3 separate regions of the Mus musculus genome follow, and regions 1 and 2 are each linked to region 3. A link is a loop called in an ENCODE intact Hi-C map of the cell type or tissue named here. Cell type or tissue: left cerebral cortex. All regions are shown on one strand. Each heading gives the region's core, and the rest is flanking DNA. Links, peaks and the distances in the headings are about the cores only.

Region 1 (10,545 bases), core at 1,561-9,560, 1.0 Mb before region 3:
CAGGGCAGGAGATGGCTCGGTGGGTAAGGTACCCACTGAGTAAAGCCTCAGTCTGAAACTCACACGGAGGGAGGAGCTGACTGACACGCATGGCACGCTCTTCTCACCAAATAAATAAAATATTAAAGAAAGAGGGAGATGGAAGGAGGGAGGGGGAAGGAAGGAGAGGGAGGGAGAGGTAGGACAGTGGAGCACTGATGATGTCATTTAGAACTTTTGTACCAACTATGCTGCCTCCCTTTTATACCAGGGAATTTTAACTGCTATGTCACTTATCTTTATTTTAAGTGTACTTGTTTTGCCTGCATGGGTGTCTGTGCATCGTAGCCATGCTTGGGGCCTAGAGGAGGGTGTTAGATCACCTGAACTAGAGTTATAGATGGCACCCACCATGTGGGTGCTGGGACTTGAACCTAAGTCCTTTGAAAGAGCAGCCAGTGCTCAGAACCACTGAGCCACCTCTCCAGTCCCAGCTATGATACTGTTTCAGGATGTCAAAAACTTGTTGTTAATTCAATTACCACCTTATAGAAACACAGTCCTTAACTGTGAAATTAACTCAAGGAGTTTATTTTACTATTGTTCTACTTCAATGGGAATAAATTTATTCTTAACAGTTTTCATGAGTTGAAAAATGATGACCCATTACAAGTTAAATGAATGTCTCAAAATAAAAATTAAAAACTGAACAATGACAACAAAAAGATATGTATGACACCTTAAAGAAATCAAAAAAGGACAAAATAGATATTCAGTGTGCATGTGAGTGTATCTGTGTGCATGCATGTATACATGTCTGCCTGTGCCTGGGTGTGCCTGAATGTATGTTTGTGTGTGTGTGTGTGTGTGTGTGTGTGTGTGTGTGTAGCCCCAAACATGGAAATACCTGTGCCTGGATTATCTGAGTTCAATGAACTGGCAGAGTCAACATCTCCTTCAGTCCCAAAAGCTAACTTCTCCAGGTCAGCAAGCCGCCTTTGAATTGAGATGTGTCTCTCTGAAAAGAAAAAAATTTTAAGAGTCAGAAAACTGTTTTAACAATTTTCCCTAATCCATTTTCAGTTGTTCACACCATGTTGACATTTATGCTTTTGTTTTCTATAGAGCCTGCTACCTCATGGGGACTGCTACAGTTCAGTTTAGAAAATGGCAAATGTATTTCAGAATGCAAAAAGTTACAGAGAAAAACTCTACTGTGCACCTTTCAGCTTTCAAATTGTATTGAGTCAAAGTAACTGCATGGAGAATGATTCTCGCCTGGGAGCTCAGGTGGAGCTCAGTGGATAGACTGCCGTTCCAGCATCCAGGAAGCTGAGTCTGACCCTTAGGACCACATAAACGGGGCGCGGTGGTGCACACCTGGGAGCTTAGCACACAGATATAGAGGTTGGAGGGCAGGGTGTTCAGAGCCTTCAACCACAGAATGAATTCAAAGCCAGCCTGGGACAAATGAGACCATGTCAGAAAGACAGAAAACAAACAAAAAAAATTCTGTCCTGTACAAAATAGTTTGAGAGCTATAATGCATGTTTTGTGTCTTCAAAAAACTTTAGTTACATGTGAGCGATTAACATTCTAATTTTTAACTGTAACAATAGGTAAAATGAAAGGAGTATCAGATGTAAGGTAGCATGAAAGCAAGGGAGGGCCAGTCAATTGTAACAAGTGGCTGAGAGCATTACTTGCTAAGAGTTAATCCATCAAGAACACAATCTCATGACTTAGGTTATGAATAGAAATTCAATTAAGTAGACTTGGTGACCAGTCTTATAAATCCGAAAGTGACTTCAGGAACAAGAAGTTTGTGGTATAAAATTTCCAGCTACCACAGCCCTTGTCTATAAAGTAATACATTTGAGGGTGGGTAGGCTGGGTGGAAAACACACAGGTAAAGCGGGGCGTAAGTCAAAGTAGTAAAGAATTCTGTTAGCTCAGACTTTATTCTTTGGGGAATGGTAAATGATTTGCATGTAAGTGCTTGGGGGAAGCATCTGGGAGCTGTAGCAGCAATCGGGGTGGTGAGAAAATGGTCTCAGAAAGGTATGGGAGGAGAGAAAGTGGGGGGGGGGGAAAGGAAGAGGATTTGGGCTTTGAGAGGTATGGGTAGGAGGCAAAGTAAAGGTGGTCTCTGAGTTTTTGTGGCTGTGGATAACAGTGCCATCAGCCAAAGGAGGAAAGGGACTTTTCTGGTAGGAAGATAGAGGACAAGAAAAACGGAAATTTCAACAGGGTGTGTTTTCCGTACGCCTTACAGCAATGGTGTCCAATAGGCAGCTGAAGTTTTATGTCTGGAGCTCAGTAATGAATGAATGAATGAATGAATGGGTAGAAGAACCGAGGAGATGGAGACGCTAAAGGAGAATAATAGGTAAAAGAAATACACAAAACTAAGCATTACAGCTGGAAAGATTAAGACTGCTGTATGTGGTAGATAGTCTCCTGTAATCTTTTGTTTGTTTATTTTTTATTTTGTTTTAAACAGAGTTTCTCTGTGTAGCCCTGGATGTCTTGGAACTTGGTTCTGTAGACCAAGCTGGTCTAGAAATCTGAGAAACCTATATATGCCTCCTGGGATCAAAGGTGTGCGCCACCACTGCCCAGCTTCCTGTGATCTTTAAAAACTACAGAGAATAGATGACCAAATAGAAAGGAAACACAGAAAACCAGTGTGGTTGCTTTTTCAAAAACTTTAGCAGTGCAGAAAAGGAGACAGATGGACTTGCAATTTGTTTCTTCTAAGGATGTTCTGAAGGCGCGCATGCCACAGGAAAGGAACATTTACAAAGTGGGAATCAGAATCCATAAGACCAGCTGATACCAATGCACAGGCAAGCTCCAAAGAGAAAGGTAACGGACCGAATCTCAGGCTTCAGTCAGTATGCTCAGTAATTTAAAACCTTAAGAATTCAAATTCAATTTTTGATGCTGCCATCATTCGTCCCATCTCTGCTCCCTCACATTCTCAGTCCCTCATTCACTCGTGCGTAAAATCTTTCCTTTTTTGCCTTTTTTTCTTTTCTTTTCATTCTTTTTTCGAGGCAGGGTTTCTCTGTGTAGTTCTGGCTGTCCTGGAACTCACTCTGTAGACCAGGCTGGCCTCAAACTCAGAAATCCGCCTGCTTCTGCCTCCCGAGTGCTGGGGTCAAAGGCATGCGCCACCATGCCCGGCTCTTTTTTGCCTTTCTTACAGTAAACAATAAAAGGGCAGCAGTTGTACTTGATTCATCTTTCTGATGACTAACGGTCAAGTTCAGGAACTGCTACTCAGCAGACACTGAGGATAGTTAAAGTTTTTAAAAACCATTAGCTGTTTTGAATGTAGTAGCACATTTTTATCACTGATTCTGGGATCTAACACCATCGGACGATTCTGCTCAAATGACAGTTTTCTAAGCAAAAGCAAGGAGTGACAAACATCATTGTATTACTGTCTTTATACTTTTCTTTCTTGAGATAGGAGCTCACTATATAGCTACGACTCTTCTGGAACTATGTAGCCTATGCTGGCTTCAAACTCATTATCCTCCTACTTCAGCTTCTCAAATTCGGGAATTACAGATATGAGCTTGATAAACTTCATATACTAGGCTTTGTTCAAAAACTTAGAATAAAATACAGGCCCAAAAAAGTAACTTAGTTTTTAGTTCGGATAGTGATGGTCCAAAAAGAATTCATTTATACAAACTAAACTACCACATTTGAAATCGAGAAAGGTTCTGTTTCATAGTTCAGGCATGTATGTGCAATAGGATATATAATGCTGCATAAAAGATATGCCTCCTGGATTATTCTGTTAGGCAGTACAATATAAGAGGATCCTAATAAAATTAATAAGTTAGAAAAAGAAAACTGAAAATTATCTAGTCCACTATTGAAGGAAAATTTCAAAACCTGTCTGAAAATTCTTTTTATATCTTTCTAATCTTTTCTGGTTCAACATGGTAATATCATTCTGTATTTAAACACTCTTTTTTTTTTTTTTTTTTTTTTGGTTTTTCAAGACAGGGTTTCTCTGTGTAGCCCTGGCTGTCCTGGAGCTCACTTTGTAGACCAGACTGGCCTTGAACTCAGAAATCCACCTGCCTCTGCCTCCCGAGTGCTGGGATTAAAGGCGTGCGCCACCACGCCCGGCACACTCCTTTTTTTTTTTTTTTAAATAGCATACTCATAATCAATAAAGTAAACCTGTTAAATCAGACAAACCCAATATACTAGAAGGTTCTTTCACAATTTCTTCTGTTACTTTTTCCTCAAATTTCAATTCTATTTCAGAATCACCATTTTCATCTTGCCTAGCTGCTACTGCCTTCAAAGGACTAACTAGATCTGAAAATACATTTTCAAAGGATTAGTGCGTGTTTAAAGGTTTCAACAGCACAAATTCTTCACAGTAGAAATTTGTAATTGTTGTAGCACATATAATCAAATGTTTGCAACCCTCTTCCCCTAAGACAGACTTTTGGGACAATGTCTCCCTAGGCAGCTCAGGTTGATCTCCAAGCTACCAGGCCTGCCTGAATCTCTGGAGTGTTAGGATTACAGGCATACATACCATGAGGAGTCACTATGCCCCATGAGGCATTTTAAGGCATTAAAATGGTGAAGAAGTAAAGAAGCATTCCCCAAACAGCTGAACTATGTCCGATTTAAACATGATCAGGTGGGTGGTAGCTATTCCCTTAACAGTGTAAAAGTCCCTATCCATCAGGTTGTATGTAGAGGGAGAAAAGGCCTTGTTTTGCACTAAAAGCTGTGATCCCAAATGATGAGTCTACTGGATGATTTTTGTCTTTCCTGGGATCAATTCTGCTGCTCTTGAATGTGGTTGTAGAACTGCAAAATAATTCTCTTAGATTATGACTGTTTTATGTACATTTAACCCCCAACTGGCCTAGAAATATGAATTAATTCCTCACGCGATAATTCAGAAGGAGTATAAAGATCCATTTATGGACCACAGATTTGTTGAAAAAAAAAACAAAACTCGTTGAATTTTTTTTTTTTAGGCCCGCTGTGCAAAATGTTAAGAAGATCCTTAAAATGCTAATAATTATCAGTCTTATGTTTCTTATATGAACCGAAAAACCACCACTCGGAACATGTATAAACACATTCAGAAAATAAAAATATGGGCTATACGTTTTCACGATCGTTGTCCTTTGGAATGAAGTACAAAGCTCAATTAGTATTTGGCAGATACAAGAGACGGAGTTTCTATTCTCGGGAGCAAAGTATACTCCAGCAATGAGACAAATCCATCAGTGTGTATAAGTCCTGACTGAAAAATGCTTTCAGTTTCTCAATCTTGATCTACTACTACCTTAGTACCTCCATTACTGTAACACAGTGGAAAGTTTTAAAACTATTGTAGACTGGGTTGAGATGGAAACTACTAAAGACACTAACGGACACAGCCACTAATTTCATTGTTTATTTTTCTCTGCCTCACGCCTGGCCTTCATATATCCTTCAGGATGATATCCTCGAGGTTTATGGAAGAAGTATCCCTTTCCATGCTGTATTCCTTTTACTCTTACCTGCCGCTCTGGTTCCTCCTCCTCCTCCCATTTTTCTAAATTTGCCTTTCCACATTAAAAAAAACACCCTGGAGAAGGGCCTCCCCTATTCCCCAGCGAGGCATGGTTTCTCGCTTCTCTGCGGCAGAGAGATCAGGCCGTCTGCACTTACTGCTTTCAGCCTCCTCGGGGACAGAGGCTAGGGACGGGGACAGGGCCGGAGCCGGGGCCGGGGCAAGGGCTGGGGCTGGATCCGAGTCCGGCGTCGGAGCCGAGTCCAGAGCCGTATCTGCGGCCGGAGCTGGGACCGGAGCCGAATCCGGGGCCCGGGTCGGGACCCTGACCTGGGCCTCCTCCTTCTCCTGGGGTAGCAGCTCCTCCTCCGCCATATTCTCCATAGTTACGGCCTCCGAGCCAGGGGACGCGGAGGGGACTCGCGGCGGAGTGGGTTAATAGACGTTAATGCACACAGGGCTGGATCCAAGGGCGGGGAAGCAATTGGGAAGGCTGTACGCGTGCCACAGACAAACGGCGGAGCTCCAGTGACCCAACCCTGTCAGCAGAAAAACTGAAAGCCAGAGGCAGCGGTTCGACCCTTCGCCGGCTTCCCCTTCCCCGAGGCGTTACGACGCCACCACAGACTGCGCAGAAGCGTGTGGCGGACAGTGTCCAATGAGGAAAAAGAGTTCCGTTTCCTCGGTACGTCCTCTGCATCACTGGCCGCCACCGAACCGAAATAAGACTACAACACCCAGGAGGCATCGCGCCTCATGGGCGGTGCTCAGTTCCGGTCCTTGGAGGAAACACACACAGAGCGCCGAGAACTCTAGAATTGCCTGGAGCGTTCGGCTCCTGGCGGGGGTCCGAGTACAGAACTACATTTCCCAGTGTGCAGCGGGCTCTGGGAAGGCGCTTTGGGTGTCCGACTGGTCCGGGGAATCGCCACTGTCGCTGTGGCTGCTGCTGCCGCGGACTCAGGTAAGTTAGGGTATTCCGGGCGCGTGGACATCTCTCTGGGCGACAGCTTTTCACTGCTGGCCTCCTGTACCCGGACGTCGGTCGGGCTCGGGACCCGCGAGCTGAGGTCTGGGCCGGGCGACTGCGGGGGCTGGTCGGAGGTCGGCCGGCTCGTGGAGTGTGTGGCCGGGTTGCTCCAGCTGGACCTGAGGCGGTGGGGGGACCGATGGCGGCTTGTGTGGGGGTGGGCCGAGGCAGTTTATGAATCCCAGAAGCACTTTTCTGTCAGCCCCCTGAGGTAGAGTCCTGACTCCGCTCTCCACAACTTTCCCCCCCACAACTTGCGACCCGGACGCTCTTCACTTTTTCAATTTTGCCTCTAGGTTAAGGATAGCAGAATAGGCGCGGTGTGGTTGTAGGAGATTGTTTTGCAGTTTTGACCTGTTTTGTTTTGTTTTTTTTTAGGCTTTTACTAACAAATGTATCACTTTGATGCATTTCAGATTCTCTAAGGAATATGGCCAGGGAATCCTCTGCGCCTCAAGTTTTATAAATATATATATCCTGGACTTGTTTATCACCGAAGTCTTATTTGTTCTCTTCACTTTATTTCTAATAAGCACACTGGAGCAGACTGGAAAAACAAAACAAAAACAACCCAAATTGATCTTTCTTTCAGGTTGCCTGCTTCGGACTGTCTTGAGCGTTTAAGGCAAGAGGGGAGGTTCTCAGGTTTTTTTCCTCTGTTGGGAAACCATAGGAGACGGTGTGTGATTGTTTGTTACTTTGAAATGCTGTCTGGAAGTTTTGCTCTCTCATTGTCCTTCCTAGTTGGAGTGTTTGAAGGTGTTTTTCCTTCCCCAGTTTAACGTAAACTTTGTCCCCACCAGTCTTTTGCAAGTTCTAAAGCCCTTAAGGGCTACGAATGTACTTATCTCAGTGGTAAAGTATTTGCTTAGCTCCTTAGCTTAAAGGTCAGAAGCCTGGCCCCACAAGACGACTGAAGGCCTTTTAACCGCTTTTGGACTAGGATTCCTATGTGGGGAGTTAACTATTTAACGATTAAAAGTGAGACAATAGCACCTATTACAACCTGTAGAAATGGTAACTAGGACCAGAGAGATTGTTCAGTGGTTTAGGTCACCTGCTTTTCTTGCGGAAGACTCTTATCAGTTCCCAGCCATCCACTTGACAGATGGAAACCATCTGTAACTCCAGGTCCCAGGGATTTGATGCCCTCACAGAGACTTGAATGCAGACAAAACACATAAAGCACATAAATACATAATATATTAAAAAAAAAGAAATGGTATTATTTTTAATTGACAGAACACCTCACCCCACCTCACCCCTCCCTCTGCCTTTGGTATTCATAACAGGCACTGTGTCTTAGCTCTAAATGACATCCTTAGTACTTGTAGTACTTGTTTTTTTTTTTTTCCCATTTATAAAAAGAGTAAATGATTAATTTGAGAGCTTGACTCAATATTTTAACCTTATTTAACACCAGCTAGAAAACAGATGACAACAATTTAATGTTAGCATGGGGATTCTGTGGCAGTTTAAATTCAGAATTTCTAAGCATGAGGGAATTTTCAGTTTAAAGGCTTAGGAGAGTATATTAAGCATCAGTTGCATTACTGCATAAGCTATCTTATATTTTTGTTTGTTTGTTTTTTCACATCAAGGTTTCTCTGTGTAGCCCTGGCTGTCTTGGAACTCACTCTGTAGACCAGGCTGGCCTTGAACTCAGAAAAACAGCCTGCCTCTGCCTCCCAAGTGCTGGGATTAAAGGCGTGCGCCACCACGCCCGGCCCTGTTAAGCAACAATAAAAATAATTTCAACAGTTTTTGTGGACCAGGAATTAAAAATGAACTTCCTGGCTGTATTAGGATTTGGGTCTTTAACGACGATATACTGAAGCTACCTGGTAGATCCACTGTTGTCAGGTAAAGACTTGACATGGGTCAGCTTCAAAGTTACTCACATGCCAGAAACTTGATTTTGGTTGCTGGACTATTTGAGTGACTGTGTTGTGGAAATGTCAGTGAAATAAACCCTCCTCAAGTTGCTTTTAATCATGGTTTTTATTATAGCAATAGAAATCCTAGCTAATATATACCATGCAGTGGCTTTGATTATACGGGTTAGTCCTGTTTATTATGGAAGATGCTATATAAGCATTATTGAACCAAAAGCTGCAATGTTTTAGGTGAACAATCTTATGGCAGGACATTTTAGAATTTTTCTACCTTTGATCCCTTTTTGCTTGAAATGATTTTATTGGACCCAGGGTTATAGAGATTTAAAATAAATACAAATCTAACATTTCTGAAAACCTTAAATTTATTTTAAAATAATTCTTTCTATTTATTTATTTATTTATTTAGAGACAGGGTTTCTCTGTGTAGCCCTGGCTGTTCTGGAACTCACTCTGTAGACCAGCTGGCCTGGAACTCAGAAATCTGCCTGCCTCTGCCTCCCAAGTGCTGGGGTCAAAGGCTGCGCCACCATGCCTGGCTAAAATAATTCTTTATATATGTAATTTTACCATTAGAGGTAAAAGCAAGTTTGTGTGCTAATGATTGTGTGTTTATTTATTTTTATATAATGAATTAAATCTTGACTGGATATTTGATGATACTGCAAGAAAATCTTCAACATTTCAGAGTTGATTGATCGATTGATAGTTTGATTTTTTAAAAGGAATTTTATTTATTTATTTACTTTATGTAAGTACACTGTAGCTGTCTTCAGACACACCAGAAGAGGGCATCTGATCTCATTACAGATGGTTGTGAGCCACCATGTTTTTGCTGGGATTTGAACTCAGGACCTCTGGAAGAGCAGTCAGTGCTCTTAACCGCTGAGCCATCTCTCCAGCCCAATAGTTTGATTTTTATAATCATCAATTCTGAGAACGTTGCTTCACATAAACAGTAATGCATACCAGTAGAAGCATGTCTAGGATCATTTCAAAATTTGTTGGATATTTTTTCTACCCTCAAACCAAAATTAAACTTTTTTAAAATATGAAACTAAAATCAGCAACTCAAACATCAATTTGCACACATTCTAAAACAATACAGTTCAAAGATATAGGAATTAAATGCTTTCATGCTAAAGAATTGCTATAGGAAAGTACTAAACTTCTTTGCTTAAAACTCTTGGTTTTCTGTAATCAAGCCATTATTAATATGTTTCTATACCAGCAGAAAAATTTTGCATGTACAGTAAAAACACTGCAGTTCATGACATACATTAATCACGAATATGAGCCAAGGTGTTTCAGCAAGTATTTTGGGGTTTTGTCGGGATAGAGGCACATGAAATGCAAAGTGGACAATAAGTTCAAGGCTGCAGTGAAGTCACAGGGCATAGTGCTGGAGAGTATGGCCAGAAACACCTAGGATTCATTACACATGATTTTCAATTTTTTAGTCTTTGTGAAACCTTTTAATGTTACCAGTATAGGGTTGCAACCTATAATTTAAGAAGCTGGAATCTTGAGAACTGCTCACATCGGAAGTCCTGCTAAGTTAGCTTGCTAGTCTGCATAAAAGAAATGTGTATGAATGTTGTAGCACACATAGATGGTGTGCTTGCTAATTTTAGGTCAAGTTGACATAGGCTGAAGATATACCTGGGAAGAGGGAATCTTTTTTTTTGTTTTGTTTTTTGTTTTTTGAGACAGGGTTTCTCTGTGTAGCCCTGGCTGTCTTGGAACTCACGCTGTAGACCAGGCTGGCCTTGAACTCAGAAATCCGCCTGCCTCTGCCTCCCAAGTGCTGGGATTAAAGGCGTGTGCCACCACTGCCCGGCTGGGGAAAGGGAATCTTAATTGAGAAAAGGCCTCAATAAGATTGATTGGTCTGTAGGCAAGTCTGCTGGGCATTTTCTTATTTGTTTTGTTGTTGTTGTTGTAGTTGGTTTTTTTTTTTTTTTTTTTTTTTTTTTGAGAACTTAGAACTCCTGGACTTAGTCTGTCTGACCTCAGCCTTTAAGTAGCTGGCACTACAGATAAGCATGGACCAACATGACAGGCTGGAATGTTTTTTGGTTTTTTGTTTT
Region 2 (10,545 bases), core at 891-8,890, 1.4 Mb before region 3:
GGAACTTGTAGCGATCCTCCTGCCTCTGCCTTTTAAATATTGGGATTAGAGATGTGTGACACTACATTCAGCTTACAAGAGAAATTTCCATCTCTGCCAAATCATACTTAAGTTCTAATTACCAGTCGCACTTACACACAGTGCTTCGGAATAGTTGCCAGATACTAGCTCTAATGAGGCAATCTGTGTAAAATGAAGACAGTCTTGCCTGCCGAAGAATGTAAGGCTGATAAAGAACTGACTTCATTTTATACTGACGAGAAACCAGGCTCTGAGACCAGTTGAACCTCCTTCCCTTCTTAACCAGGCTGGTAGGGGGCAGAGCCTCCGTAGGGTAATCTTCTTCCAGGTCTCAAGTCCATGGTCACAACTACTTTATACTGCCCATCTTTAGAAAATACCATTTTCTTCCCGTGGGAGCCAAGAAGATTCAAGGAGATGTTGTAGCCTGTAGTATGTAGAACAGGCTGAAGAGCAACACTGCACACAACTCGTGAGAAATGAGGGCAAGCTCTCTACATTATTAAAAGCCTATCCAGTAGCAGGCACTTAACATTTAACATAGGCAGCCAATACAAGAAGTTTATGGATCCTGAAATCCTCCATAACTTTCCATTTTAAAAGAAGTTTATTAAGTTTTTTCTTTACTTTAGAAGGCAAAATTTATTAAAATAATCAAATGCAAAAATATGTCTGATTTTATTTTCACAAAAATTCAATTTAGTTCTTTAAAAAATATTTAATAAGTACTTAGGTGTTCAAGTACCATCCTAAGCACAAGACATATAAAAGACGACTTTATTAAAAATTAATTATAAAGAAGAAAGGCATCTGTTTTAAAGTCTTATGGTCTCCAACAGTCCTCTGCAATGATCCCCATTCTACAAGACCTGACTCAAAGGAGTTAACTCATCAGGTTAGGATCTAAGTGAATAAAAACCAACACAGAGCTGCCATCCAACCCATACGTAGTTAGTTATAGCAAAGTTACCCAGGTAGGTTACATTAGGAATTGGGTCATGAAGTCTTGTGAGGGTTGTCCTTGATGCCCACTCTACCACAAACCCATTGAGTACATATCCACAGACGTTCTGCTGTACACTTAGAGGGGGGCATAGATTAAAGATACCATACTTTATAAAGAGAAGTTCCTAAGGACTTGGAAGATGGCTCAGTCAGTAAAGTGCTTGTCCCACAAGCATGAAGACCTGAGCTCAGATTCCTGAGAACCTACACAAAAAGCCGGACATGGCAATTCATGCCAGTGATGCCAGCACTGTGGAGGCAGAGAAAGGAGGACCCCTGGGCTTGCCAGTCTAGCCAGAGTGTGAGTCAGCCTCAGCATCGGTGAGACCTGTCTCACAGCACAAGGGGCACAGCAACTGAGGGAAAGATCCAGTGCCAATCTCTGTCTGCCATGCACACACGTGAACACACACGTGAACAGATATATACACTCAGTGAATATAATCTTTAAGGAGAGGACCCTACTTAGAGTAAAATGTGGTAAATCCATTTGGCTGTCTCCTATTTTACTCAACTTTGGAATCAAAAGTTTACTTGCATGAGCTGGCTACAACTCGGGAGTCTTGTTGAGGTCTTGTTAGGGGTCCATTTGGCTATTTCTATACCATAACTAGCCTCGACTTGTTCAATTACACTTCCCCTAAACAAAATTCATGAGTAAATGATTCTGAAAGAAATACTAGAGGAGTGGCTACCGTTACACTGAGTAGTAAGTTTAAAACCATGTTTTCAATGTTTATACCCAAAGCTTCCTAACAATCGGATTCTAGAAAACTTACGGAAAGTCAAACCTCGCTCTAGCCAAGCAATGGTAAAAAAGAAGGCGGCTATCAAATATGAAATGCGTTTAAAATATAAAAACAGGGCCTGGGAGATGACAGGTGGCTGAAAGCGTTCACTGCCCTTCCAGAAGACCTGACTTTCACTCCTAGCACGCACTCTGGGTGGCTCCCAACCTCATCTGTCACTCCTAGCCACTGGATGCTTTCTTCTGGCCTCTGTGAGCATTCACACACAGACATATAAAAAAAAAAAAAGAAAAGAAAAGAAAAGAAAATACAAAAATATATAAAGGGAATAATGATAATGATATATAATGATATCTGTCCTATATAAGTGAAAATAGATTTACTGAATCGAGTGGAAAGTATCTTAAAAAGAATTAGAGTTAGCTCTCTGTCAAATTTTGCTAACTATACTTTATTAGGGCTATAATCATTGGAAATCTCCTGGTATATTTTAAATGTAAAAACAAGGAAATGATAAGAAATTCTCAGCATAACTTGATTAAACTCTTTACAAAATTATAGAAATTTTTATGCAAAACTTCCTTTTGAACTCTTAAAATTTGCTTGCTATCTTCTCTCCCGTTCTGTACCATGGAGCCTGCTTCTCTTCCTGAACAGTGGAAGCTGCCGCTGCATCTCACAGTAGCTCTGAAACTTTTAAATACTGGCTCAGCAGAAAGCAAAATGCGTAACTCAGAGTCCACATCATAACGTTTGGACGTGAGCTAGGTGATAGTCTCTCTAATGCAATGGTTTGCTTCATAGGTCTGTACGGTAAGTTGTAGTTTTCCTAAAGGACATCCCTTACAGCCAGACACAACATCTTTTTCCTCTTTACCTATGTGCATTGTCAACTGCTACCAGAACCAAAGTAAACTGCTTACACACACAGTTTCATGATCTGCTTTCAATTTCTTACCTACTCAATAAATTGATTCCATACGAATCGCCAACAGGAATGCCCTGCTAGCTTACATTTGTCCTGCTTTTTTCAAAAAGCTTTATTTAAAAATATACATTAGTAATTCAGGTTTCAAAACTTCCCAGTTACCTGTGTATAGTTAGTTCGTATAAGCGGTATGCACAGATAGCTTCATACTTACCATATAGTTGCCATAAGCATGATCAAACATTTCCAGGACTTGATTTCTAATTGTGAAAAAACAGAGAGGGAGAAAAGTTATTGTATATTCTATCTACTGCACTTCAGGAACATAATTCTCCCTCATAAAAACACACTAATAAAAACATAAAACAAGCTAGGATACCACAAAGAGAGTAGAGTAATAAGCCTTTCTTACCTCACCACAAGGAACTGGGCCAGGATTTTACTAGTCCTAGACCTGGCAATTTATATAAAACTTCTGGGTTTTTTTTTTTTTTCCTAAGAAAACTATTGAATGATCCATGTCAGAATGGCAGAGAAGGAAAGCAAGTCTTGAAAAAACCACTACCGCTATTAACATTATTATGTAACTTACTCTTGGAGTGGAGCGTTTCTAGACAACTCAAAGCAATAGTTATTAGCACCATTTACTGCTTAGTCTGTAGAGTCTACTAAGGGCAGTAGGGAGGTGGGGGATACTACTATGAAATAAAAACATTTTCTCAAGCCTTTGCCTTGCCCAGTAAGCTGAGTGAAACCACTCATGCCTAGCTAAATACATACCATATTTGTCTCGTTTCCAAAAGATACACTTTCTAATGTACTCTGATCTCTCAAGAGCACTCTCAAAAAATAGAATTCACTTCAAAAGGAAAAATTCTAAGGCTCAGAAGGGAGTTAGAAGGGAGACTTCTAGCTCTCAGGTTAGGGCCGAGGCTGGTCCTTAAACAGGAAGCAGAGAAGGGAGGGAGAAAAGAGGAGAGAGAGACTTGTATCAACTTCCAATACAGCTGTTTGAAATGGAGGTTTTAGGTGCCCAAACCAGAGTCTCAGAAACTGAGAAATAAGTCTTACAATGAAGTGTTATTACAAAAGCTAACGTGAGAGCCAGACGGGGCCAAATCCAATAACTAGCAAAGGAAAACACTGAAGCAAGTCTTCCACTAACACTTCTCTTCCCAAAGTTCCAGATCCTAAAATCAGGGATAGAAAAGGTAGTAAAGACAGTGACTGGCTATATTTTCCCCTTCCTATTATACTACACTGTCATCTTCAGAACAATGAAAGATGACTGTTGATAACAGTGAAGCTTACAGGCAGAAAAGATCTAATATCCAGATCCTGGCTGCAATGACCAGCAAGGTCAAGTATCCTTCATTTTGATGACCTAGATAAGTCCTGGCAACTTTTATGACTATTTTAAAACACTTACCCATTAAAAACAAGACCTTGGTGGCAAGATGGTTCGTTGGGTAAAGGCACTTGCCGCAGAGCCTGCCAATCTGAGTTTGATCCCAAGAACCCACGTGGTGGAGAGAGATAACCAATTCCTGCATGTTGTTCTGTGACTCCACGTGTCATGGCACGCTTGCACACTGGCAAATGTAGTTTTAAAATTCTTCCTGGGACTGGAGAGATGGCTCAGCGGTTAGGAGCACTGACTGCTCTTCCAGAGGTCCTGAGTTCAATTCCCAGCAACCACATGGTGGCTCTAAAATATCTGTAATGGGATCTGATGCCCTCTTCTGGTGTTTCTGAAGACAGGCAGTATATTCATATATATAAAATAAATAAAATCATTCTAAAAAAATCTTCCTACTATTGTGTTAAAATATTGTACATTTACACAGATCCAGAGAATTTCAGAATATTAAGCATTATCTTAGAGAATTCCTCATCTTGCAAATGATAACAATCTTTCAAACATCTTTGAAGTCAAGGCCGCACAAAACCTGCAAGCACTAACATAAAAACAGGATATACTAACTTTTCCTTCTCTGAAGTAGAATAAGTGTTTGATTAATATCAAGAAGGGAAATCTCTTGTCTCTGGAAATGCTACAGCCTAGAGGTGGATCACAGGTTTTAAAACCTCTAACTTGCTAACTCAACTTTGAGAGCTGTCAATTTTCCAAATTATGAGTAAATTATGATTGCATACGAGGGCACACTTTCATCTCTGCAACAACCAGCAAGTCCCATGACATCAACTTCAAAGTGGACCTAGCTACAGAAAGACACAGTGACTGTATTCAACTGTTAAAAAGTCTCTATGGTTTTATATCAACTTAGTAACTGTATAAGACATATTGGAAATCTGATCCTCCCCATTTAAAAATTTTTCATTCCAAAATAATTTCTAAAAATGGTTTTCTAAAGTCACCCTGCCTCCCAACATCAATAAAGCACTGATTTATATTCTCTGTTAACTAAAAATATTAGCAAGATCACTTATCCTGAAAAATATTTTCCCTGAAAGACTACATATGATCAGATATTTGAGTGTAAGCAACTGAGCAGCTGTTCACAATTCCAGTGGGGGGTGGAAAGTGGGGGGAGGGGTGGAGGGTGGAATGGGAGGGTTGGAGGGGGGTGGGGTGGAGAGGGCGGGCGCAGGGGGTACAGCTTGGTTTTTTTGAGACTGAACCTGGGGCTGGCAAGTCAATGACTCATATAGAAATTTTAATAAGAATGTCAAAGAAAATATTTGCAGCCATAATAGAAATACTTCCCCTCCCCCAAATCTTAAGGAAGTACAGCACTGTACAGACTGTGAACTGTGAGATCAGACATAGGTTAAAAATATAAATGTAACCAAAAACCACAAACCTGACCCGCTTTGAGACTCTGAGCAAGTTAACCCTGAATCTCAATGTCCTCATTTGCACAGTGGAGATAGCATCCACCTCGCGATGGAATAACAGTTTTAGAGATGGCATGAGTTAAATGCCAACAAAGTGGGAACATCATTAAAATGTCACAAAATAATACATTAAACTTATAAAGGAAAAGGCAAGAGTCTAGAATTCACTGGTAATTTTGTTTGAATAGATAACACTTCATCTTCTTTTACTCACATTTTTATTTGCTCTGTGATTTAAAAATTAGTATAGTTCTTTTGCAATGGCGGAAGTAAAGAAGTATCTACGTCAGAACCTAATGGCTCCACCTCCCTTTGTGGGATAAGTTACCTGTTATTTTTTCCTGAGTTCAGGCAACTATTTTTTCTTATAAAATAATATGCTTTCTATTTATATATTAACCTACAACTTGCTTTAGTACAGAACTCTTTCTAAATGTATGACACCCCCCCCCAGCCTGTTCTGTTCTGTCAAAATGCACCCCTTTATACACTTATCTCTAATTGTGTCTTTACTTCTGTAGGATAGATTCTCCAGAGAAAGAAATGAATCAAAGAGCAAGCACAATTTAAAATTCTGGAGTTGGTGTCAATAAGTCACGTGGTTTACATCCCCACCAGTTTTCTCACCTCTTCACTAATCAGCAGTGCATTCTAGTGTTCTGTGCTAACCTACCAGACAAGCAAAACCCACCCACTTCACTGTTTTAATAAGCATCTTTCGCAGTCAACTCGCCGTGCTACTGACAGGCACACATTTCCTCTCCTCTCACTTAACTTCACGGTTTTGCCAAAATCCAGAGATTCTCCACTTCGTTCTTAGTCACTTGTGCCACTTCGGATGTATTCGAATTACTGGATTAAATGCTATAAATAGTGTTTTGGAACACTTTTAAGCCTCATAAAACTACTCTAAGGGGGTACACTTAATCGAGGCCTCTGAATAGCATCAAATCGCCTGCTCTAGCTCACAAGTGCCATTTAGGAAAGAAAACACAGCAAGGGGGATAGTGAAGTCTGAAAAGTTCAAGTTCCGGTGAACGCCCCTTTTCCTTTAACAGGTGTAAGCACCGCAACATTTTCCCGCTGGGAGCTCACTTGGGTGAGACATCCAACCCTGCCTCCGCCACCCAGGCGGTAGCCCCTCCACCAGCCCCTGACATGGCAGAGGCGCTGACACAACACTACATATGTCACAGGCTGCCCAGGAGACACTCGACAGCCCCCGAGGTCACATCCCGGGGATCAGCTCCCATCGTCCTGGACCCCGTCCACCGCACCGAGGTCCTCCAGCCTCACCAGCTGTTACAGTCACCACAGAAAAAGTCCACAGTGCGCCGGGGGCGCAATGACAGGCACCTCCACTGCTGGCAGCCGCGCGAGGAAACCCACCCGGACAGCCACGCACCCTTACCCAAGCTTCTGCTTCTCTTCCCTACTCATGGGCGCGGCCCCTGCCGTGCACACGGACGTGGCCAACACCAGACAGAGCGCGGCCGTCGCTGCCACCAGGCTCCATGACGCTCGCTGGGGGACCCGGCACCCACAGCCCCGGCAGCCGCCGGCTTTGCTCATGGCCCCGCGGTTCCGCGCACGCGCAGCTGCTACACCGGCACGGTGGGCCACATTGCGGGCTGCCGGCGGCGAGGAGGCTGCGAGCCGTGTCGAGGGCGGACTGTGGAGTGAGGCTGGCGGCCGCCGGCGCCAAACTGTTTGCCGAAGTCACCGAGCCGGTCCCCCAGCGCCAGCGCTGCCACCACCCTCCGCCCTCCACGGCTCGGAGCACCGCCCCCAGCTTTCCGGTGTCGTAGTCTAGGAAACCGCCTCTCCAAGGCTACTTCCGGGTAGAGCCGAAGTGAGATAGCCTCGGGACCAATGGAGACAGCCTCGGAGAGGGGCTGGCCGCAGCTACAGGACCTAGCATTGGCCCAGAGAAGCGGGACGTGGACAAAAGGCGGGACTGGGCAGGGAGCTGTCCCTTCGATCCACCTCCGACCCCAGGAGTTGCCACCTAGGAACTACTAGTCCCAAGGTGCACCGCTTCCTCCAGCTTGACTACAGACCTACGCGCAGGCGCCTTGCTAGATTTCTGCCTAGTAGCGCCCTGCGTTCTGGGACTTGTAGTCCTATTCTGTAAAGGCCACGCAGGTTCCAGGCGTTCTGTGTTCCGCAAGACCTTTGGCCAACCCTACCTCGTCGGTGGGCTGCCCAGTCCTTGAGACTCGTGAGTGCTTTGCCATTCTCTTCCTGAAGATTTTTTTTTTTTCCTGAGAGCTGACAGAATGAGACTTGCCCCCAGGTCGGTACCGAATGCCTGGGTGAACAGTGAAAATATTCTTCTGCCCTCGAGAAAATGACAACAAAACAAAACAAAACAAAAACTAGGAAATGAACAACAGCTAAATGACTCGAACCTTTGACGACCATGTGAGAGTTTTACTTTCATTAGCGCATATACACAACTCTAATATGTATATATCGTCCTTCTACTTTTGCACACGTAGCTTGAACTTTTGCACAAAGGCTTGGAAGAAGTTAGCAAACACTAATCTAACTCCTGAATTACTCCTCTAATTCAGTACCCCAGCAACTAAGCAGGACACTCAAAATGAAGGAGGCCAAGCAAAGCTAAGAACGTGATTAATAATAGTTATCTTAAAAGCCCATGAAGGAAAGAAGTGTACAATGCAAAAGTGATTTTTTTTTTTTAATTTAGTGAAGACTAGATGTTGTAATGAGTTGCAATGGCTGATTGGCAGGCTAACTGTGGGTAAAATGACAGGTGGGTTTCTCTTGCAAAAGCACATGTCTTTCTTTTGTGCCACTTCAGCAGGTGGCGGCAGAGTTGAGGAGCTTGGATGTGACCTCTGTGGCCACAGTAAATTTCGTATTTGTCCGTTCAGCAATATCGAGCTATCTGAAACCTCTTGCTTTTAATGCCTCACCACTTAAGTCTTATCTCTCTGACCATCCGGGTTACAAAATAACCTTTCTTCCTTCTCTCCTCTTTCAAAAACGCAGGTGTTTCCTGAAGGTTCTGTTTCGACTCCTTTGCTTCTTTGTACTCTCCGGGTTTCGCTTTAGTGATTTCTGACACGGATTAAGTCACCTTGTTGCTCGGATTGATTTCTAGATTTATATCTGTCCTGATCATTGGCCTTACATTCAATTTCCTTTCTGTCTGGTCCAAGAGAAACTCAAGTGTAAAATTATTTAATGCTTCAGACCTGTTTACTCACCCTCTTCTTTCCTAGTGTCCAACCAGTGGGTAAATCACCCAGATCCTTATCGCTACTATCTTTCAGACCATTGCCTTTCTAGTCCACATTTTCCTAGTTCCAGCTCTCATTATCTCTTTGCTGAACAGTTGCAACGTCCTAGTCTCCTCTACACTGCCACAGAGTAAGCTTCGATTTGCAAACCCTCTGAATTCCTCCTCCCTCTGCCTTCGATCTGCCCCTGCCCTCAAGTTCTATTCGACTACGAAGTAAATTCTCACACTCTTTTCCTTTCTTTATCTTTGCTCTTCTATCTCCTCTGTTATTCTGTAATCTTTGCCCCACGCCCACAAACCATTAAGACTTGGCTTAGATTCCATCACCACAAAACAGTTCTAAACCTTGCAGAAAGTGTTCAAACCACTCTCCTTCCTGTTCTTCCACAGTACTCTGTGTCTCTATTAGTGCATTTTTACATCCACTAGATTTTGATCGTTTGAGGGGTATTAACCAGCTTGTTTCTAAATAACCAGATTATTCTAAAAGGCCTAGTGCTGTGTCTCCCCCACTAGACATGTTCAAGAAGTGTTGATTTCTTATTCCTTCAGTTTCCTCACTATAAAGTGAGAATAATATGACCTTTCCCTGTAATCATATGAATACTGTACACATGAGCTCATTTCTGAATGATGTTTATCCCTTTTACAAACCTGCAATCCTGCATTGCTGCCATCCCGGATCCTTGTTGGCAGCCTTAATGACGAAGTTAGCTAAGTAAATAAATACCTTTGAGTTGGTGTGGATGTGGCATAGAGAACAGGACAAGCCAAAGTTCAACACCAATCAGCTAGTATTTGAAAACGAAGAACAAAGACAGTAGAAAAATACCTAATGACTTTCAGATGTATTTTCAAGTCAGTTATTTGAAGGAACTTATTGGCAATAACTAGGTTGATTTTAATATTATGATCGTTATCATTATTACTATTTATTATTAGACTTCTTGATGTTCTAATCATAAAGACTTCTGAGTCTTTGGGTCTCAATAAGACAGTAGTGATCTTGTTAAAGAAACAACGAACTGAAAAGGAAGTCCTGGCCTCAGTGTTTATCTTTCTGCATTTTTGCTTGTCTCCCAGCTAACACTGAAGTTTTAAAGGCTGTCATAAGTAGGCAGGACACCTTCCTTGTTGACTCCCTGAATAATAAGCGTCTTTTCCTCCCCACTGTGATTCAACTTCTAGCCAATAGTTGAGTCCATGTTTCACTAACCTCTGCAAAATCCGAAATAGGAAAATCTGGTGTGACCTAAAAGGAATTGGGAGTTAACATTTCTAAGCTGGAGATTCATATTCAGTATGGAAACACATTCACAAAAGTACATTTCAAAGTAGATCCCATTTTAACCCATTAATGGGAATAGGAATTATTAGCTAATTGCCAATTTATGGACTCCTGGGAAATTTTTCATTTGTTAGTTTTCAAACTTATACATGAGTAATCTTTTTAAATGATATGGAAGTTAATTTGGAGAGCTTGGAGTTGTACAGAAAAAAAAAAAAACCAATATTAGTGGAAAGCACCCAAGGGGAATAAGAGAGACGGGCTTTTTAAAGAATGTAAAACAGTTTTTTAGATGTGTAGAGCCCATTAAAATTAATAAGGGCAGTTTATAAAGTGGTGCCCTTTAACTGGCTAAGAGTTTGTTTACACAGCCTTGTATCTTACGCAAATATATATGTTCCCTTTCCTGCCTGGATGTGTCAGA
Region 3 (10,545 bases), core at 1,054-9,053:
GACCTTTCTTCAAAGAGGAAACAAGCAAACCCTACATCATGTATAGGCAATTTAAAAATTATGTGCAATGTGTGCCTGTGTTAAGTAGAAGCCATTTGCGTACAGGTGCCCAAGGGAATCAGAAGGCTTTAGATGCCTAGGAGCTAGAATTTTAGAAGGGCTTGAGCTTGTCAGTTACTTGATGTAGGAACTGGGAACTGAACTTGGGTCATGTAGAACACCAAGTGCTCTTAATTACTTGAGCCATCTCCCTAGTTCCTACGAACAGGTAATTTAACAGGATTTTAAAAACTGTATCATGCTGGGCAGTGCTGGCGCACACCTTTAATCCCAGCACTTGGGAGGCAGAGGCAGGCGGATTTCTGAGTTTGAGGCCAGCCTGGTCTACAGAGTGAGTTCCAGGACAGCCAGAGCTATACAGAGAAACTCTGTCTCGAAAAAACCAAAAAAACCCAAAAAAACAACCCCGCCCTCCCCCAAAAATAAAAACTGTATCATTATAAAAGGAAAAAAACAAAACAAAAAAACCAACCCATTACTCTATATTTTCTATTTTGTTTTACTTACCATTTTCTATAATTGTGTACACAAATACACATACTTCAAGTACAATTGTCCACCCTAGGAAGGAACTCCTTTTTGTCTACATTCATCTTTATTTTCACAAATACCTCACAAAAGAAGTAATCAGAGACATCCTCGTGATACTCTTTAGCACCATTTCTGGGCAAGCCTTATCATGCTTTGTTGGAGAAGTACAGTTCAGGCTGTGCACCACAGACGCCTGTGTCTACAGAGCTTTCTTTAAATGGTAGTGCATCCAAAGTAGCTGCAGGAATTATACACCAAACAGCTAGAGAAAAGCTCACGTTTATTTATGATCATGAGCTTCTTGTGTTCCTTTTTGATGAAATCAAATCAAACAAAAATTTTAGGTGGGCTGTGGTGGCGCCCGCCTTTAATCCCAGCATTTGGGAGGCAGAGGCAGGTGGATTTCTGAGTTCGAGGCCAGCCTGGTCTACAAAGTGAGTTCCAGGATAGCCAGCCAGGGCTATACAGAGAAACCCTGTCTTAGAAAAAAACAAAACAAAAAACTTAAGCTACATTTAATTGAAAAGCCTTTCAACCCTTAAGTTTTCTTCTGTCCTCCTCTGAAAGTCACAGGCTTCACCTAAACCCTTCCTAAGGAACCAGGCTTCATAGGAGAAACGCTGGACTCACAGAAGCTGTCACAAGGTATCATGAAATCAGTAGGTTTTACATTTTTAATATGAAAACAAATCACTATTTAAACCTTCAAGTACACATTTAAGCTACTTCAATCACTCTCAATAGTACCTTTGATGTGTAAAGCTACGTAAACACACGTGCTTCCAACTACTTTTATCCTTTTTACAAAAGCCATCTACATATGGCACGTGTGGCAAGAACACTTTTATTATTAGTCAGAATTAGAAACCAGGTCTGCAGACTGTGACAGCCTATGTCCTTACCACGCCTTTACTAATGGGAACACAAACTGCAACTGCTCGGACAAGGCCTCTGAGCATTTCCCACACTGTAAGTAGCTGCTCACAGAGAATGACGTGAGGGAGAGGACATTGAGAAGGCACAGGTCTGAATGCCTTTAGTCAGAGGGTAGGGAAGGAAAGCTTAGGCTCTCTCAGAGAGAGCACTGTGTTCTTTTAAGGTTCCGGTGAGGAAGGAGTGAGCAGGAGGTATAGGCCCAAGGTCTGTCGACACCATCAATTAGACTAAAACCACTATGTTTAGACTAAAACCACTATGTTTTTTTCTTCTTTTTTTGTGGTTTGGGTTGAGGAAGGCAAGGTTCCAAAGGCATTTAGTATGAGGAAATCATATGATTTACAAGATGTAACAGATATGTTTTCTATTAACAAAAATCTCAATCTTTTGATTTTATCAATGAAGACTAGGGAGCCAGATGCTGGGGTGAAAGTTTGCAAGCTCACAGAGGCAGAGAAGGCACCCAGCTGAAGTTCCAGAACAAATGCTCCTCTCTCAAGATATCACAAAAAAATCCTCCTTCAAACCTAATGTCCCTCCCTTCTACTTCCTGTATGCCTCTCTATCTGACCTGACTTCCTTTTATTCTGTTTTTTTTCTTTTTTCTTTTTTGTTTTTTTTCAAGATAGGGTTTCTCTGTGTAGCCCTGGCTGTCCTGGAACTCAGTCTGTAAACCAGGCTGGCCTTGAACTCAGAAACTTGCCTGCCTCTGCCTCCCAAGTGCTGGAATTAAAGGCGTGTGCCACTACTGCCTGGCTGTTTCTTTTTTTTCTTAATAATCCTACTTTACTTATAATTTACTTCCTGTCAGCTGGTTGCTTGCTCTGCCTGTTTACAATACTCATGCAGAAAGTTTCCCACATTAAAAGTGCGTGCCATGGCTGAGCCACACTAGAACTAAAAACAGGTTTTTCCAGTAAACAACACAATTTTGGAGTCCATAGTGTGATCAGTCTGCCTCTAGGCCTGAAGGCAGGAGAGCTAGGTGATTCTTACCTTGTTTGTATCCCTGCTTAGGGCTTTGCTACCTGGAAAGTCTGTTTCCAGGAGGGGCAGCTCCCTGCAAGTGTGATTTTCAAAGGTGTAGCTGGGCATCCAAGAACAGTTATAAAGATATAATCAAATACTTACTTAGCTTCTCAAGCTCCAGCCTCAAGTTCTGACACTCCCGGGTTTCAGTGACAAGCCTCTCCTGACTCTGTGAGAGCCTCTTCTCTATCTCAAAGTATTGTTGTTCTACAAAAGACAAGTCCACACACTATGAATAACATCATGCACACGTGCCCTTGAAAGCAGTATTAATACCACTGTTTATTTCTTCTAATACTGACTGCAAAACTTAAGATACACTATTGGAAATTTTAATCTTAATAAACAGATTAAAAACTGAAAAGGACTTTCCTGTTATTCTTAACTGGCATATAAAGACAACATTGACTAAAAGAGGGTTCATAAATTAATTTCATCTAGGCAGGCAAGGTTGTATTTTCTCCAGATCTCAGGAGATTATTAAACATTTAAATATAAGTTACCTAATAAATAAAAATACTTAATTAAAAAGTGCATTGTTTTAAAGGGGTTAATGTAAAAATAATTTAAATGATGCCTAAATTTCTGTAAAAATAAACATGCAGACTTCCCACAAAAAGGGACTGCATTTGTCTACTTCATCCCATTATTGGGACATATAAATTACTCAGTATTGACTGTGTGTAAATTAATTAACAGAATACAGTATATTATACAAACTTCTTAAGAGTCACAAAATAACTGGATATTTTTACTTATCAACGTTGCTTGATAACTACACTTTATTGAAGAAAAAAATTAAATTAGGTGGAAATTTCTAATCAATCTACCATACTATAGACCCCATTCCCTCAATTAATGATAAACCAAAACATGTGACAAAAAATTCTGTTTTTTCTTTCTTTTTTTTTTCGAGACAGGGTTTCTCTGTGTAGCCCTGGCTGTCCTGGAACTCACTCTGTAGACCAGGCTGGCCTTGAACTCAGAAATACGACTGCCTCTGCCTCCCAAGTGCTAGGATTAAAGGCGTGCGCCGCCACCACCGCCCGGCTCTGTTTTTTAAATAACTGTTTTCTTTCTCCCAAGAATATTTAAGCTATGTCTCTAATTTCCTTATACAAAAGCAACGACAAGAACGTACAAGCAGATATTTTTATTATATATTTCCTATCAAGTCTCAACGCTCTGGGAGAACCACCATATATTCATTTATCGCATTTCATTGCTCTTTCTAGTACCGTCCTTTTGTATACAAATTCCTCATCGCGACCATCTACTGCATTATTAGATCACAGGGTGCTATACACACTAAAACAAGGCACTAAAGGGGGGAAATGGGTAAAGGCTTATAAATCCAGTTTAAAAACAAACAAACTGGGGGGGGGGCGCTTAACTGTCATTTAAAGTACAGCAAAACAACATTAGATTAGGATTGCATAGTCCTAAAAATCTGGTGCAAACTGGGCCAAATTCTCCAGTTTCTGTCGGTGGGCCCATTGAGGAGTTTCCACAGAAGACTACGCTTAGTAAAAGGAAACCGAGGTAAACGAAGGTGGATTTAGATCGGGGAGGATCCCCCCGCCCCCCGATCTAAACCACACAGCGGGGAGAAGAGAGAAGGCCTCCGCTGCACATGGAGCCTGAGAAGCTGCTACCTGAACACCTCACCAGGGAGAAGAGGGCAGGCGTGCAAAGGAGGTCGGGCCCCAGCTCCAGACCGGAGCGCGAAGAGCGTCTCCACACTTACCACTCTCCACCTTAAATTTCTCGTGCCGCCCCTTCAGGCAGTCGATCTCGGACTGCTGCTCGGCCAGGAACTTCTCAAGTTTGTTCTGCGTCGACTTCGGCAGTTTGTTCAGTTCCGGGCGCTCCAGCACTTGCTGCAACACCGCCGCCATGTCGGCCGGGATCGCGGCAACAGCCGCAGCGGCTGAAGGAGAAGCCAAGGAGCAAGGAGAAGCGCGGAGCCCAGCCGCCGGAGCCGCCCCGTCCGCCGCCTCGCTCGCGGTCTCTCGCGCGCCTGCCCGCCTGAGACTCCCGCGGCGGGACCCTGGGAAAGAGAGTCCCGCGTTAGGTGCAGCCAGAGCCGCGCCGCCGCGCCCTCTCTGCGCACGCAGCCACCGGGAGCTAGGCACGCTGGGAAAGCGAGTTCACAGCAGCCTCGGCCCCAGTTTTTTGGGGATTTCACCGGTTTCCAGCCCCAGAGACTCTTGGGAAATGTAGTGTATTTCTCACCCGCTTACGCGCGCTCAGGCCGCACCTCTCGCCCCACTTCCTTCTTTCTCCCCGCCCCCGGCTCGCCTCCTATGGCTGTGACGAGTGCCCGCGCGGGGGCGCTACATAAGTACGCAGCCACCCTCGTCCTTATCCCGGAGGAGCAAGACGACCTTACCGTCAAAACCCCGGGATGTCATGGGTACTCCTCTGTGGCCACTTCTAGAAGCCGAGCCACCAGAGGTCATGGGTCACGGCAGGGTGTCTCGACAGGCTCTGGGCTACCGCCACGATCTTAACGGTGCCCCGAGAGGGGCGGGGTGCAGGCCTCCCTCGCTTGGGTAGAAGAGCTGCGGAGATGGGTGCGGGACGGCTTGCGTCATCAGTCTGCACCCGTTGGGGCCGCGACCCGCGTTTGGAGTAGGAAGTGTCTCTGCTGTCGCTTTCTGATGAGATCATTGGCTGTGGACGTGGGGACCTGAGTGGCACCTGGCCTTTGAAGGTAGCTACTTGTACCCTAACTCGAGTTCTCTCGCTGACAGAAAGCTCCAGGGATTTATTTGCCACATGTGCACATTCTGAGATCAAGTTAGTCGGCCAAGGAATATGTGTGCACCCGGGCACCACCAGCTTCCTTTTCGGGGAGAAAAGAAAGGATTTAGGGACCATATGGAACAGTCAGTCACTGGTGCACACTCAAGCCCTGTTCGGAGGAGATTAGCTTAGTGTCAAACCTGGTACCTACATGCTTTTGTGGGTGTGAGGTACCGAATGACTTAGTGCGAAATTAAAGTAGTCTGGTTAATATTTTAAACAGAAAAAAAATCAAATTTTGTTGTTTATGTAGTAAGATGACATTGCAGGCAAATGTCTGATGTTGACGTTTTTAATTTTAACATTTTTAGGACAGTTTTATTGAGACACTTGTCATTTTGCCACAGTAACAGAACTATGTCTGTTTCCCGAACACGACTCAGCAATATCAGCGTGTACTTCGTTTCATGGCTGGGTACTTTTCTGGAAGAATTTGTTGCCTTTTGATTGAAAATAAGGAGAGCACATGCCTGTGGTGTCAGCTACAGGGATTAAGAGGTGGGGGGGTTATCATTCCAGGACAGCCTGTGTTAGGAGTCAGGCTCTGTCTTAATGAAGGGGATGGGAGGGATTAAATTAGTAGGAGATTCATAACTGAATTCACAAGCTGAAGAAGAGGACAGGAGATGAGAACAGGAGATGTTCCTGCAATGATTCAATTGAAGGGCTGAGTATCATTGCCACCGCAAGCAAAACAGATTGAGAGAACTTAAATCCCACCTTTCACACTCACTACTTTAGTCATTTGGAGGAGTTATTTAACATTTCTTTTTGATTTCTTTATGTATAAAACGGAGACGACAATAATAGTACTTACCGTGCAGGAATTTGTATTAAATATCAATACATGTGAAGTCCTTAGAAAAATGTCCCGTGTAGAATTGAAGCAATATAGATAATTGTCATTGCAGACTGGTTACCTAAGTGGCTGTTATTAGGAGTTGTCTCATAGCAGCAATCACACATTTGTGCCTTCCCACCTTGCACAATTTGTAGAAAACAGTCGTTTTACAGTCACTATTGGGTAAACAAATTTGAGTCTCTCTCCTCTTAATGAACTAATCAGAAATTCAGCTTCCATATTTTAGAAACAAGAATATCGAAGTTCACCAATAAATTGTCATAGAGAATGCAGCTAAGGAGTAGATCTAAAATAAGAAATTAGATGTGTTGAATGGTATCCTTATTTCCTTATCCCAAGAGTGAGAAGTAACTTTGCTTTCTCATGGCAATTGGTAATTATATTTGTTATTGTTGTTTTGTTTTCTTCCTGTGTCTTTCCAGGCAGGGTTTCACTCTTTAGATCAGATTGTCCCAGAACTCACTATATAGCTTTGGCTGGCCTCCAGCTCAAAGCGCCAAGTCTGTTTCATCCTCAAGGGTACAGCAATTCCAGGCTTGCACCACCATATCTGGCTGGGACTCTTGTTCCTTCTTTTCTTTTCTCAAAAGATTTTTGGATTTATTATCGTTTGGTGTGTATATTTGTGTGAACAAGCTACATGTGTGCAGACTTGAGAAGTGGGAGTCAGATTTCCTGGAGTTGCAGCTAAAGGCATTTGTGCACCTCTGGACTTGGATGCTGGAAACCGAACCCAAGCTCTGTGGAAAAGCAGCATGGGCTGCTAACCGTTAAGCCACCACTCTGGCCCCAAGGGAGTTCTTTCTTTCTTTCTTTTTTTTTTTGACAGGGTTTCTCTGTGTAGCCCTGGCTGTCCTGGAACTCACTCTGTAGACCAGGCTGGCCTCGAACTCAGAAATCCACCTGCCTCTACCTCCCAAGTGCTAGGATTAAAGGCGTGCGCCACCACTGCCTAGCAGCGGGAGTTTTTTCTTATAGCACTGTACTAAGAATTCCAAAGCTGGGAGCTGGAGAGATGGCTCAGCAGTTAAGACCACTGACTGCTCTTTCAGAGGTCCTAAGTTCAATTCCCATCAACCACATGGTTACTCACAACCATCTGTAATGAGATCTGATGCTCTCTTCTGGTGTGTCTGAAGACAGCGACAGTGTACTCACATAAATAAAATAAATTTAAAAAATTAAAAAAAAAAAAGATTTCCAAAGCTGCATTTTAGTTGTACAGAAAAGAATGCCTTATTTTATAAATGATCACTGCAAGAAATAGGAGAGTTTTGGGAATGGGCCACTCTTTTTGTTCTATTGCCTGTCCACCAATGCTAAAACATCAGAAATCGCTTTTCCCCCCAAAATGCTAACTTTTATTTCTTGCAATTTAGGCTGTTGAATTGGCTGTCTATAATGGGAAGAACCTACATTGTAGAAGAGACTGTTGGCCAGTATCTTTCAAGCATCAACCTCCAGGGAAAACCTTTTGTCTCTGGTCTTTTGATAGGACAGGTATGTATATGTCTGCTACTCTGCAGGTTGATAAAAACAAATTACTCATTAGTTTCAATTATATATACGATTTACTAGTAAATTCAAAGTTGTGATGTGGACGGGACAGAATCTTAAATAGTTAACCTAAAGTGGATCTTTGAGTTAACATTTGAAAGAGTAGGAAATCTGGTTGAAACTTGAATAAGTATGATTATTTTTCCCTTTGGTACTTTGAAAGTAACTTGTAATGTCAGAAGGTCACAGTTTAAGCCTTCCTTGACCACATGATTTACATTTTGCTTTCTTTGTGTTTTGGACCGGATACACAGCTCAGCTGGTACTTGCCCAGCATATGTAAATAGCGCTCTAAGTTTCATCCCCCGTGTTACTGGTGGTTGTCAGAGTGGTCAAAGGCAGGATCAGTTCTTTCCAAGTTCTTGGCCTCTTATCCAAATAATTGGAAATAAGGACTCACATTTGCAAACGTGGCAAGATAACTTTGTAAGGAACAAAGCAGGAATCCAGATGCACTGCAGGCCACATGAGGGAGGTAGTGCCCAAATTATGTTTGTGACTTAGTTTTATGGGGTTCAAAAGATGGGCATTCTCGCCTTTAAGAATGCAGGTTGAGTGGTTGTCCATTTTGGTTGTTAGGTTAGATAAAGTCTGATACTCATTTCCCCAATCTACATGTCCTTCCCCATAATCCACCTGATTAATTTAATGCATAGGTATAAGATTTTTTTTTCTGACATGTTCACTTGATGGACAGTTTATCTAACTGCACGTGCTCTTAAAACTATCTTAGGCTCATTGGACATTTCTATTCTTCTTACCAGATATCTTAGGAATACACTTCAATAGAAACTGACTAATGTGGTTCTTACCAAGGACAAGGAAATCTATATTGTTGCTTAGAGATGGAAGAAATATGTAGCTTGGTACAGATAGGGGTCTGAGAGTGAGGCTGCTAGGAGAGAGGTGTTTGTGCATGGTTCCTGCAGGTTACGGGACTAGGCTATAAAGTATATTATAAAAGGGGACAGGTTTGCAATGACCCAAGTGAAATAGTATCTCAGGTAAGCTACCTCCATGCTTGCCTGCCTCACTCAGTATCTGTCAATCCAGGCGTTTTGAGATGTAGCCCACACTGGCTTTGAACTTACCATTCTTATTATAGTGTGAACTACCTTAACCAGCTCCACACTATCTTTATTTCTTCATTTTCTGCATTCTTTCTCTTTCAGCCTGGGCTATAGTGAAACCCAGTTCAAAAACAAAAGATTGATACCAGGGTCTTGTACATGCTAGGTGATCATTGTACCACCTGAGTTACTTCCACCATTCTAAAGACCACTCTAATTTATATTTAGGATATCCAAGTAAATGGCTGCTGTTACATACATCAAAGATAAGCAGCATACATATGAGAGACATGTCCCAAGGCTGTTCACTAAAATCAGTCCCCAAGAATATAGTTTTCATCATGAGTATTAGCAATTTAAATTACTGTAAATACTATTTAGTTTTTGTGTGCCATATGTAATTCTTTCATCAGATGTAACTGTAATGAGCTTTTGCAATTTGTTTTTAAAGTGTTCTTCACAAAAGGATTATGTGATTCTTGCCACTAGAACACCACCCAAAGAGGAACAAAATGACAAAGTCAAACAGCCGAGAGCTAAGTTGGATAATTTGGATGAAGAATGGGCCACAGAACATGCCAGCCAGGTAATATAATCTCATTATAAACAAAAGAAAAAATGTTTCCTGGGTCACAAATCTAGAATTTTAGGAATATTTTTCCTTAAATGGGTGCCAGTGGTTGTACTTAAACAGTTTTAGAGAAGGCTCTGAATATTGAATGGTTCTTAGGACTTTGTTAATTGAATAAGTCAGAGAACATATTCAATCCATCAAGGGCAATACAATGAGAGTAAGTGACACAGACAACACTAGGAAAAGAGCAAGCAGTTGGGCAGGTGGTAGTTGAAACACAGAGTGTGTAGGAAAATGTAATTAAGTACAAGGCTTGTTTATGGGTGGCTATGGAATGCAGTCCTAAGAACTACACTTGGTAGACAAAAGCCCAGTGGTCGGGGTAGGCAGAGTCATGGTTTTTAGGGATGTAGATTTTAAAAAAAGTATATGGATGTGGCCACACATATGTATCTGTCAGGCTCCATTGTATGACCCCACACCTGTGAGTATATGGACAGTACAAATTAGACTCACTGGATTATTTAAAGCAAAACAAAAAAAAAAAGCAAAGGTTTTTTTTAGGATTTCATTGCTGTGAAGACACACTGTGGCCAAGGCAATTCTTATAAAGGAAAACCTTTCATTGGAACTGGCTTACAGTTTCAGAGGTTTAGTCCATTATCGTCATGGTGGGGAGCACGGTAGGTATGGTGCTGGAGGAGGAACTGAGAGTTCTACATCTCGATCCTCAGGAGTCTCTGTGTCACGCCTGGCAGAGCTTGAGCAGGAGACCTCAACGCCTACCCCCACAGTGACACATTTCCTCCAACAAAGCTATGCCTACTTCAGCAAGACCACACTTCCGAATAGTGCCGCTCCCCATGCCTGAGCCAAGCATTCAAACACATGAGTGTATTGGGGCCGTACCTATTCAGACCACCACAACTGGCATGAAGTAGGAAGAGCATAGCGTGTTGGGGCTGGATCTGGGAAAAGTGGGGCATGAATAAAGATACTGCATATAATTCTCAGAGTATTAATAAAAGTATTATATTAAGAAATCCAATAATAAACTTTTATGTCTACTTATTTTAAAAAGGAATAAAGCAATCAATTTGCCAGTAACTTATAAGATA

Evidence for each region. Hi-C counts contacts between places; a loop is a spot of excess contacts. Peaks named below come from ENCODE experiments on the same cell type or tissue, not always from the same donor. Only the 100,000 strongest peaks of a DNase experiment are listed, where the experiment ranks them.
Region 1: a loop joins it to region 3, with 5 times the contacts of the local background. A loop is called at or near these places in 5 of 42 quality-filtered maps.
Region 2: a loop joins it to region 3, with 4 times the contacts of the local background. A loop is called at or near these places in 2 of 42 quality-filtered maps.

Annotation. Positions count from the first base shown.
Region 1 is chr1:151,424,246-151,434,790 of GRCm38, reverse strand. It overlaps Swt1 (SWT1 RNA endoribonuclease homolog (S. cerevisiae)), which reads left to right and starts at 6,356. Exons shown (of 20, transcript NM_025819.4): 1 at 6,356-6,494. Trmt1l (tRNA methyltransferase 1 like) reads right to left here and starts at 6,249. Exons shown (of 15, transcript NM_026876.4): 1 at 5,689-6,249; 2 at 887-997. The coding sequence starts at 5,914. In left cerebral cortex, for the core only: a CTCF peak has its summit at 6,296; a DNase peak (open chromatin) is centred at 6,295; H3K4me3 peaks cover 2,816 bases; H3K27ac peaks cover 1,452 bases.
Region 2 is chr1:151,752,156-151,762,700 of GRCm38, reverse strand. Edem3 (ER degradation enhancer, mannosidase alpha-like 3) reads right to left here and starts at 7,327. Exons shown (of 20, transcript NM_001039644.2): 1 at 6,974-7,327; 2 at 2,918-2,963. The coding sequence starts at 7,134. It overlaps 2810414N06Rik (RIKEN cDNA 2810414N06 gene), which reads left to right and starts at 7,683. Exons shown (of 2, transcript NR_151475.1): 1 at 7,683-7,858. In left cerebral cortex, for the core only: a CTCF peak has its summit at 4,450 (motif pointing left); DNase peaks (open chromatin) are centred at 6,390, 6,910, 7,518 and 8,414; H3K4me3 peaks cover 2,086 bases; H3K27ac peaks cover 1,130 bases.
Region 3 is chr1:150,387,417-150,397,961 of GRCm38, reverse strand. It overlaps Odr4 (odr4 GPCR localization factor homolog), which reads left to right and starts at 4,907. Exons shown (of 14, transcript NM_145511.2): 1 at 4,907-5,272; 2 at 7,606-7,726; 3 at 9,305-9,439. The coding sequence starts at 7,628. It overlaps Tpr (translocated promoter region, nuclear basket protein), which reads right to left and starts at 5,124. Exons shown (of 52, transcript NM_133780.3): 1 at 4,949-5,124; 2 at 4,304-4,606; 3 at 2,659-2,763. The coding sequence starts at 5,018. In left cerebral cortex, for the core only: a CTCF peak has its summit at 4,881; DNase peaks (open chromatin) are centred at 4,808 and 5,135; H3K4me3 peaks cover 2,608 bases; H3K27ac peaks cover 1,778 bases.